Linked DNA regions of Mus musculus: region 2 is linked to region 1. Evidence: chromatin contacts called from ENCODE POLR2A ChIA-PET data. All regions are on one chromosome and are shown on one strand. The core of a region is the stretch at or near the end of the contact, and the rest is flanking DNA. Distances in the headings are between cores, read along the strand shown.

Region 1 (4,025 bases), core at 1,128-3,627:
AGGGGGGAGAGAGGGGGCAGAGGGGAGGGAAGGAGGGGGGAGTGAGGGGGAAGAGAGGAAGGGGGAGGAGAGAGAGAGAGAGAGAGAGAGAGAGAGAGAGAGAGAGAAACTTCTCCAGGGAGACATGAACTTGTATTCACTCCAGATAGCTCACTGATGACACAGGGAAGAAACTGTTCTACCCTCGTCTAGTTTGGTGAACAGGGTGAGTTTAATGATGTGATAGCTGCTTCGCAATACAGCTAGTCCCCAGTTCATGCAATGTACAGCACTGGAGCTCTCTGCACAGCTAGCAGGCAGTTCCACAGAAGAGTCCCCCTTAGCATTGACTGCTTACTTAATCCCCAGGCAGGGCCACCATTATCTTTGTTTTCATTTGAGTTCTTGTAACTCTCTTGTGGGTTTCATGAGCAGTCTCTCCTCCAGGAATGCTTCTGAGGAAAGACCAACCCTCTTTTGTCTTCAGGAGACTGGGCAACCCCAAGAGTAACTTCTTGGTTTTGTTCCTTGTTTGAGACCGATGTCAATAGCAGTGTTTGGAAGCCTGAAGCGGGGACATGAGTGGGTGGTTGGGGCCCCTCCCACACACAGCTATGCAGGACGGGAAGCAGGGGCGTGAGCTCTGGGAGGACTTCCGGGTCTCTGGGCTTGCAGTGGCCCATTGTATGCAGATCTGGGTGGTTTCTCAGCCCACACCAGGCACCAGCCCCACCAGCTCCACCTTCAGCTGATACAGAACTGGGTCAGTGCCTCTGCCCAGCTAGGAGGAGCTCTGAGCTGGTTACTCATTCTTACTCATGGAGGTTCTGCAATGCCTCACCGCCAGCCCCAACCTCCGGTCTCCCACATGCATTCCGAGCCTCCCTGTCCATCTGGAGAGCAGCGAACTGAGAGGGTTGAAAGGAGATCCCAGACTTGTAAAACCAGATGCTGGCTCCTCCAGGCTGGCTCCCCCTCATCCACCAGCCAACAGTTTTTACCTTTTTAAAAAGTCACACCCCTGGGAGCAGAGCATCCACTGAACTGCTGATATGGGACAGGGTGGGGGATGGGACTGAGAAGGTGGGAGTTAAAAATCAAAGTGATAAATGGGCCAACTGTTGCATTCACACCACGGGTTGAGGCAGTTGCTGTCCCTAGGAAAACAAAGGCACTCCAGGATCTCCAGCCACCAGGGACACCCCTCATATAGGGATGACAGGCCAGCTCTTGTCTCTCCTCACCCCTGACTCTTGTCACCCTCCTCTCCAGGTTCCCCAAGATCTGCAGTACTGTATTTAGTTGCTGGGGAAAGAGAAATTGTTTCTGGCCAAGGTTGATCTACTTGACTGTGACTTTAAATGCAAAATGTCCCTCTCAGGTTTATGCAGTAGGAATGATGCTTGGGGGAAACATGGACCCTTTAAGAGCCGGGGCTTAGCTAGAGAAAGTAAGTCACTGGAGAACAGGGTCTTAACCAGTTTCTGCTTCCATGAGGAGCTATGGTGTCCTTTCCACTTCCTAGTCTGATGGTCAGGTCAGGAGCTCTAGCACAGCCTCCAGCCACCCTGAACTCTCCTGTACAGTCCCCACTGTGAAGGATGGACGTTCTCTCGCTCCAAATTGCTTTTGTCCAAGATTTTGTCAAGGCAAGAAGAAATGTAGCCAACACAGGCACATCCTTCCAAAGGGCTGCAGCCTGGAGACCAGGGGGTGTGGTCACATCAAGTGTTCAATGCTGACAACGCACAGAGCAGGGCAGTCAGAGGTGACACATGGAACCCAGCCAGTGAGATGGACAAGTGCTCACGTGTTCCCATGTCTGTTTCCCACCAGGTTTCCGGTGCTTCTCCTTCACCTCCCACTTCATACCTTCTGAGCTATGGGTGGGCTGCCTGGGGGCCAAAGGCCACAGATCCCAGGGGTATGCCTCAGATTGTCCCTGTGACCCTGTCAACTGGGGTGCAAGTCCCAGAGAGACATGGAACCGCCCCCACTTCCTCTTGAACACCTGCTGGTCTGAGGTAAAGCCTCTACTGAAGGAGTATGCTCGGTGGCCTCCAGGAAATCTACCCATATTACAGTAGGATGCAGAAGGCTGCGAGAACCCACAGACCCCTTGGGTTCTGCCCAGACAGACTGTGACCGGGATGGTGACGTAGGCTGATCAGCCTGGCCACACCCCAAATCCTGTTTGGCCTGGTTTTTGTAGGAAGGCAAGAGGTAAGGGCCTAGAGAATGAGGCAACAGCTTCCCCAGGGTGAGTTCCTGCCCAGAGCTGGTATCTGGTTTCTCAGCCAAGCATGGGTGGCTCTGGCTCTGTCTCTGATTCCGCTGACTCACAGTTTGGATTACACATTGGACATAGCTTGTCTGTTTGCCTGGACACTGACCCTTGGTCCTGGTTGCACGCTGCACATGGGCCTCTAGGTTTGTCCGGATATTGATCCTCAATCCTGGTCACACTCTAAACATTAGTCACCTACCTTGGCTGATTCTGCATGCACACTGCACACTGGCTGGCTGTTTGCCTGGATACTGATCCCTGATCCTGGTTGCACAGTATACACTGGTTTTCTATGCTTGCTTGGGACTCATCCTTGATCCTAGTTGTACTTTGTACTCTGTTATCTAAGTGTGGCTGGCTAGTCCTCCCAGAGAAAGGTCTTACTTGCAGTCACCCCAACCCTATTTTCAGAAGACACTCGGCTTTCTTGGAGTCGGACTGGGGCCTTGCTGGGCTTTCCTCTAGCCTAATTTTAATAAGCTGGCCGGATGTTTCTTTAGGTAGTAGAAACAGGCATGTTCTTGAGACTCAGGTTCACCTTCACCTTTGAAGGCAGGACATGGCAGGATGCTTGAGATCAGGGCTTGGGATAACAGGAGAACCTTGTTAACCACCGGGAAGGCTTTGCCCCACCTTGTACCCATTTCCCAGGCTGTCATGTTGCTGACAGTCATGTCCGACTCTTTCAGCATGCAGGTTACAGCTGCACGATGGTACCGATTTCTTACTCCTCACGGAGCCTGTATCTAGTGATGATTTGTGCTTTGTGAGCTAGGAAGCTGGGGGCTACCCACTCCTATTCTCACCTCTGTCTGGGGTCTCAGATGCTGGCAAGAATCACACATTCTGGGCTTGCTGGGGACTCGGCCTATCTAAGTCCCTACCCCCACCCACAGGGGAATTGTGGAAATGCCCCTGTCCCTCTTGAGAGTGAAATGTAGTCAGTAAATACCTAGGACTTCACCTGTGGGGTACCGAGAGCCGCTGTGGCAGAAGTTCTGGTTGTCAGGGGACCTGTCCATGATCACAGCATATCAGTGGGAACCCTTAAGGGAACGTGACTCACAGGCTGCTTGCTCCTGACTCCTCCCAGCTGAAGAAAGAAAGGATGGTTAGCAAACAGCAGGTGGGTGGCTGTGTGAGACAAACGTCAGGGAGAATGTTATGGGGTTGCTGGGGTCAAAGCCTGAGTCCTGGTAGCTATAAAAAAAAGTTAGCCAGGGCTACCCCTCCCCAGTTAAAGAAGTAGCAATAAAAGCAGAGAAAAGAGATTTATTTTTTGTGGCCACAGTGGGAAGAACAAAGGGGTCTAGCAACCCTCAAGTCCATCTCTGAGATCCTGGCATGAGGTTTAGGGTTAAGTAGAAAGCAAGTGAATGCGCAGAGAAGCAGATCTGGCCAAGGTGTGGCCCCGCCCATCACTGAGCTGCTGCCGCTGCCACTGCCACCACTACCACCACCACCACCACCACCTGGGCTCCAGTCTCCTGTGAGGTGGTGTGACACATGGTCAGACCTGTGTGACCCTTCCTGGGGGATTCTGGCTGGCACAAGGCCTTCTCCATCTGACAGCTTGAGATTCCCAGAGAAATTCCAGTTTCTTGGAGTCCCCAGTAGTCTGACAGCCAAAGAATAGGCTACAAGGGTCTCTTTATAAAACTGTCACAACAGAAGTCATGGGAAGATGGAGCGATGAAGCCCTGGTTGAAGAAGAACACGTGGCACTGTACAGGACAGTTGACCCAGGTGACAGTTAAGG
Region 2 (3,955 bases), core at 1,364-3,863, 49 kb after region 1:
AACCTGAACTTTCTATTTCTGAAACCCCATTTCCCAGGAGGCAGCACTCACTTTGGGCCACACACTTCTGAGAATGATTGCATGTGTCAGCTGCTAAGTCACATGGCCTTCAGCCTGGCCCCTTCCAGAGGGTGACAGAACTTCTGTTGGAGCAGATGAATGTTACTGTCATAGAGAGGTTTGACACCCCTTATAATGCCACCCAAGGCTCACCACAGTCACCCAGAAGTACAGCTCAGTCCCGTCACAGTGAATCAGTGTCCTGATGCCCCTGGGTCTCCAAATACCACTGGAAGAAAATTAATGGAGCGTTCTGCTCCTTCCGTTTAACACATCAAGGGACTGGCCCCCTGATGAAAATGTAGTTTAATTAAGATAATCGCTCCCGTTTAAAGAGAGCCTCAAAGCAAGAGTTGAGTCTCCTTACTTCCTTTTTTAAAAAATAAAGTCTTATTTTTAACTATGTGGATATGTGTGGATACCTGCATGTGAATTCAGGGAGTCTCGGAGACCAGAGGCATCAAACCCTCTGGAGCTAACATTACAGGTGGTTGTGAGCCTGAGGCAGGTGCTGAGTACCAAACCTGCATCCTCTGGATGGGAGCAAGCATTTGTAACTCCAGAGCCATCTCTCCAGCTCTTTACTGTCTCTGTGTGTCTGTGTGAGGAAGTCACAGAACTTACAACAGCCTCTTCCACCTCCTACCAGGTGGGTCCAGAGGGCTGACTTCAGATGTCAGACTTGGCGGCAAACATTTTCACCCACAGAATCATCTTGTCATCCCAGGTCTCTTCATTTCCAAACCAGTGTCGCCTACCACTCAGAGCCAACCTTCAGTGAACGGCATACTCACTCTCATTTTAGGAACAAGAAGAGGGAATTTACTGCACGTGGAAATGAGGAGCAAGCAGCGAGGAAGACAAAGGCCCAGAGCCCCCGGGTCCTGGCTTGCAAGCTGCTCGCATTTGCTCCATGTCTGCAAGCTCCCAGGAGCACACAAACATCCGCAGGGAAGAATGCTTCCCAGCATGCATTTCATGAATAGGGTGGCTTGTGTACTCTGCAACGCTGGAAATAGATCCTCACCGTGGAATGTGGAATGTGGAATGGACAAACGAAGGAACGGAGAATGTGGCCGAGCTCAGCAAGGCGGGACTCACCCCACACACAGCCCCACGCTGGCACGCTCTCTGAGCTGTTTGGAAGCTTTTTTTTCCCCCTGGGGCTCAGAGCATGGTGGTACAAAGAGCCTTGTGTTATGATCTCAACACCACTATTAATATCCTGTGGCCCATTGAGCCCTGATCCCTTGGCTGGGGTTCTCCCAACATCTCAAGATGAGAAAAGTAGTCCGGCTAGGGGGAGGGAGGGAGACAGGAAGGCAGGGAGAGAGAGAAAGAGGGAGAGAGGAGAGAGAGAGGAGTGCTCTCATTTACTGCCCTTGAGTCAAGAATTTAGAAACATGACCACAGCCAAAGCCTCAGAGGCCTCGTATCAAATGTTGTTATTTTTGGGTAGCTTGAAAATAACGCTGGTTGTGGGATGGGCAAGGTGCCCCAGTGGCTGCTGCAGGAAGCAGGAGCGGGTAGAAGCTCTGCAGAGAGAGGGTCATGTCACTATGGGCACAATTGCCCCGCTGGCTCGGCCTGTTGGGCTCCTCTGAGGAGAAGCTGAGGAGCTACACTCTCACTGGGTTCACCTCCCCCACCCCTGCCCCTCACCCCCCATGTGGGCTTTAGGGTGGTGACACTTCCCTCTAGTTTCCCCAGAGGCAGCTTGGCACAGTGTCCACTCAGATGACTCTGGGTGAAGAAACTTGGTGAAGCCTAGCTGTCCCTCCCCTGGAGTGTCTTTATTTAGACAGCTTTCCCCATGACCGAGAGCTCCCTCCCCTCTGTAGGAAATATGCCCACAGTGGGTATTTTTATGCTCCACCTGCACTGGGTGAAAGGGAACCCTGGTTTAAGATGAAAGGGAACCCTGGTTTAAGATGTCACTGATGATGCGTCTCTCTCCTCGAGCCCAGCAGAGCTGTGTCCAGGTCACAACTGAGGCTCTTGTCTGGGAATACAACTCACTCACTCTGTCTCCCCAATCTCCATGCCTGGTCATCCTGCTTGGACAGACCATACCAGACACAAACACACATTTACATAACAAACACAATGCACACACACATTTACATAACACACACTGAGGAATAAATAATAAAATCCCACATCAGTCCCAAGAACCCTTCCTTCTGTAGAGTACACGGGACAAATGGAAGTCATTGCCTCTGAGCTGCTGGCACATTTGGTGCCCTGAGAACGTCCTCCACTCAGTGACCATGTGCAGACATCATACAGGGCCAGGAGGTGGTTTATGGAGAGCCACTTGATGTTCAGAGCCCAAGAGGGTGGTGTACGTCATAGATGAGGCCACAAGGAAGGTTCTCCTCCCAAACCTGCTTTCTCGGGCTCCGGTGAAGCTACTGTCCTTTCGAGTGTCCTCTGAAGAAACAGATGTCCACTTCCTCTTCTGCTCCTATGCTGCCCTGCTGGCTCCCTCCATTAAGCCTCCCAGGCTGGAGCTGGGCAGCTGCAGGGACTTTCCACTTCCTCAGGCACTCACTGTCTTCATGACTGTGCCCATGAATCCTGTGGCAGTCACATATGCTCCTGGTTGGATTTGTAATAAGCTGAGACTGTCCATGAAAGCTAAATAATAATACCAACCCAAAACCTGATCATAATTACACTCTGCAGAAATTAGGTGTGTCCCGTGTAGACAGTGCCTACCCTGTAGACAGTCCACTTCACCCCTCTGTGTGCCCACTGGGAAACCTGTTAAAATCCAGAGTGAACCCAAGGCCCAAGCATTTCTGATAAGCATGGAGTGGACCCTGCTGCTACTGTAGAGGGCCAATGTTTCTGTGGGAAACGGTGGAACCCTATGTCCTTGAGGACCTAGACTGTGCCTGATTTGACCTTGATCCCTTTGTGCTCAGCACCCCTCCCCCTAGGGCATCATTTACACTTCCAGTCCCTACTGACAACATTCCTGAGGGAAGCATCCCAAAGGAGGGACATTTGTTTTGGTTGGAACACCAAACATCTCAGTGGGGATGACATGGCTGCTAACGTCTGCGTTGCAGGAAGATCCTGCTCAGCTTGTTCGCATCTTGCTGAACACAGAAAACTCCACCTGGAAGTGGGGCTAGGCTGTCCTGCTCCGAGACTGGCCTCCAGAGACTTCCAACAACCATGCCACCTGCCCCAAGGGTTCTATAACCCCTCAAGAGAGTGCTACCAGCTGGGGACCAAGTATTCAAACACGCGTGCCTGTGGGGACATTTCCTGTTATCCACATTGACTGCTTAACCAAACCCGAGGCAGGAGGTGGTGTGTAGGTTGGGTGGTGAGGAATCGTTCATTCAGTAAAATGTTGCCTCCCAAGCATGTTTGAGCTGGATTCCCCAGAACCCATACAGAAATCCTCAATACAAACAAACAAATTGTGAGTCCCTGATAACAAGATACGCGTGCACATACACACGCCAAAGGACACAGTTGAAGAGATTGTGAAGCCAGGCTGGTCCACTCCCCTAACACCCTTCAGTCCTTTAGGCAAAGCAGAACTCTTCATAGGCTCTGTCTACAGACACTAGGCACTGAGGGAGCGGCTTTCATCTTATTCTGCTGGCCAGGGGCTTGGGAACCTATGATGGATGCTTTTCCTACAGAATCCTGGGTGTGCCCTTGGTAAGAAAGCCTCAAAAGACAGGGGAATCTTCTCATCACTTCGTCCCCCTGCTTGATAAGACAATGTCTGATGCTCTATCTGTGGCTGCACCCACAGGCTGCTTGCTTTCATCTGCAACTGCACAGAGCTGAAAAGAAGGGGCCAGAAGCAGTGCCCCTCAAAAGATTGGGTGGGATATTCTCTTACAAATTAAACTATGCTGAAATTTAT

What was found. ChIA-PET counts read pairs that join two places held with the same protein, here RNA polymerase II (POLR2A).
Region 2: POLR2A ChIA-PET joins it to region 1 with 19 read pairs in Patski. The contact joins two enhancer-like sites. POLR2A ChIA-PET finds 5 or more read pairs at or near these places in 2 of 5 experiments (Patski and embryonic stem cell).

What each region holds. Positions count from the first base shown.
Region 1 is chr8:126,612,648-126,616,672 of GRCm38, reverse strand. No RefSeq gene overlaps it. Among named protein-coding and RNA genes, the nearest start is that of Gm31546, 18 kb to the right of the region's middle. Within about 2 kb of position 2,377, at least 1 of the 3 ENCODE cell types and tissues checked has a DNase peak (open chromatin) inside an H3K27ac peak, as active enhancers do.
Region 2 is chr8:126,564,014-126,567,968 of GRCm38, reverse strand. Gm39286 (a long non-coding RNA gene) reads left to right here. Exons shown (of 3, transcript XR_879365.3): 3 at 1-635. Among named protein-coding and RNA genes, the nearest start is that of Gm39286, 5.9 kb to the left of the region's middle. Within about 2 kb of position 2,613, at least 1 of the 3 ENCODE cell types and tissues checked has a DNase peak (open chromatin) inside an H3K27ac peak, as active enhancers do.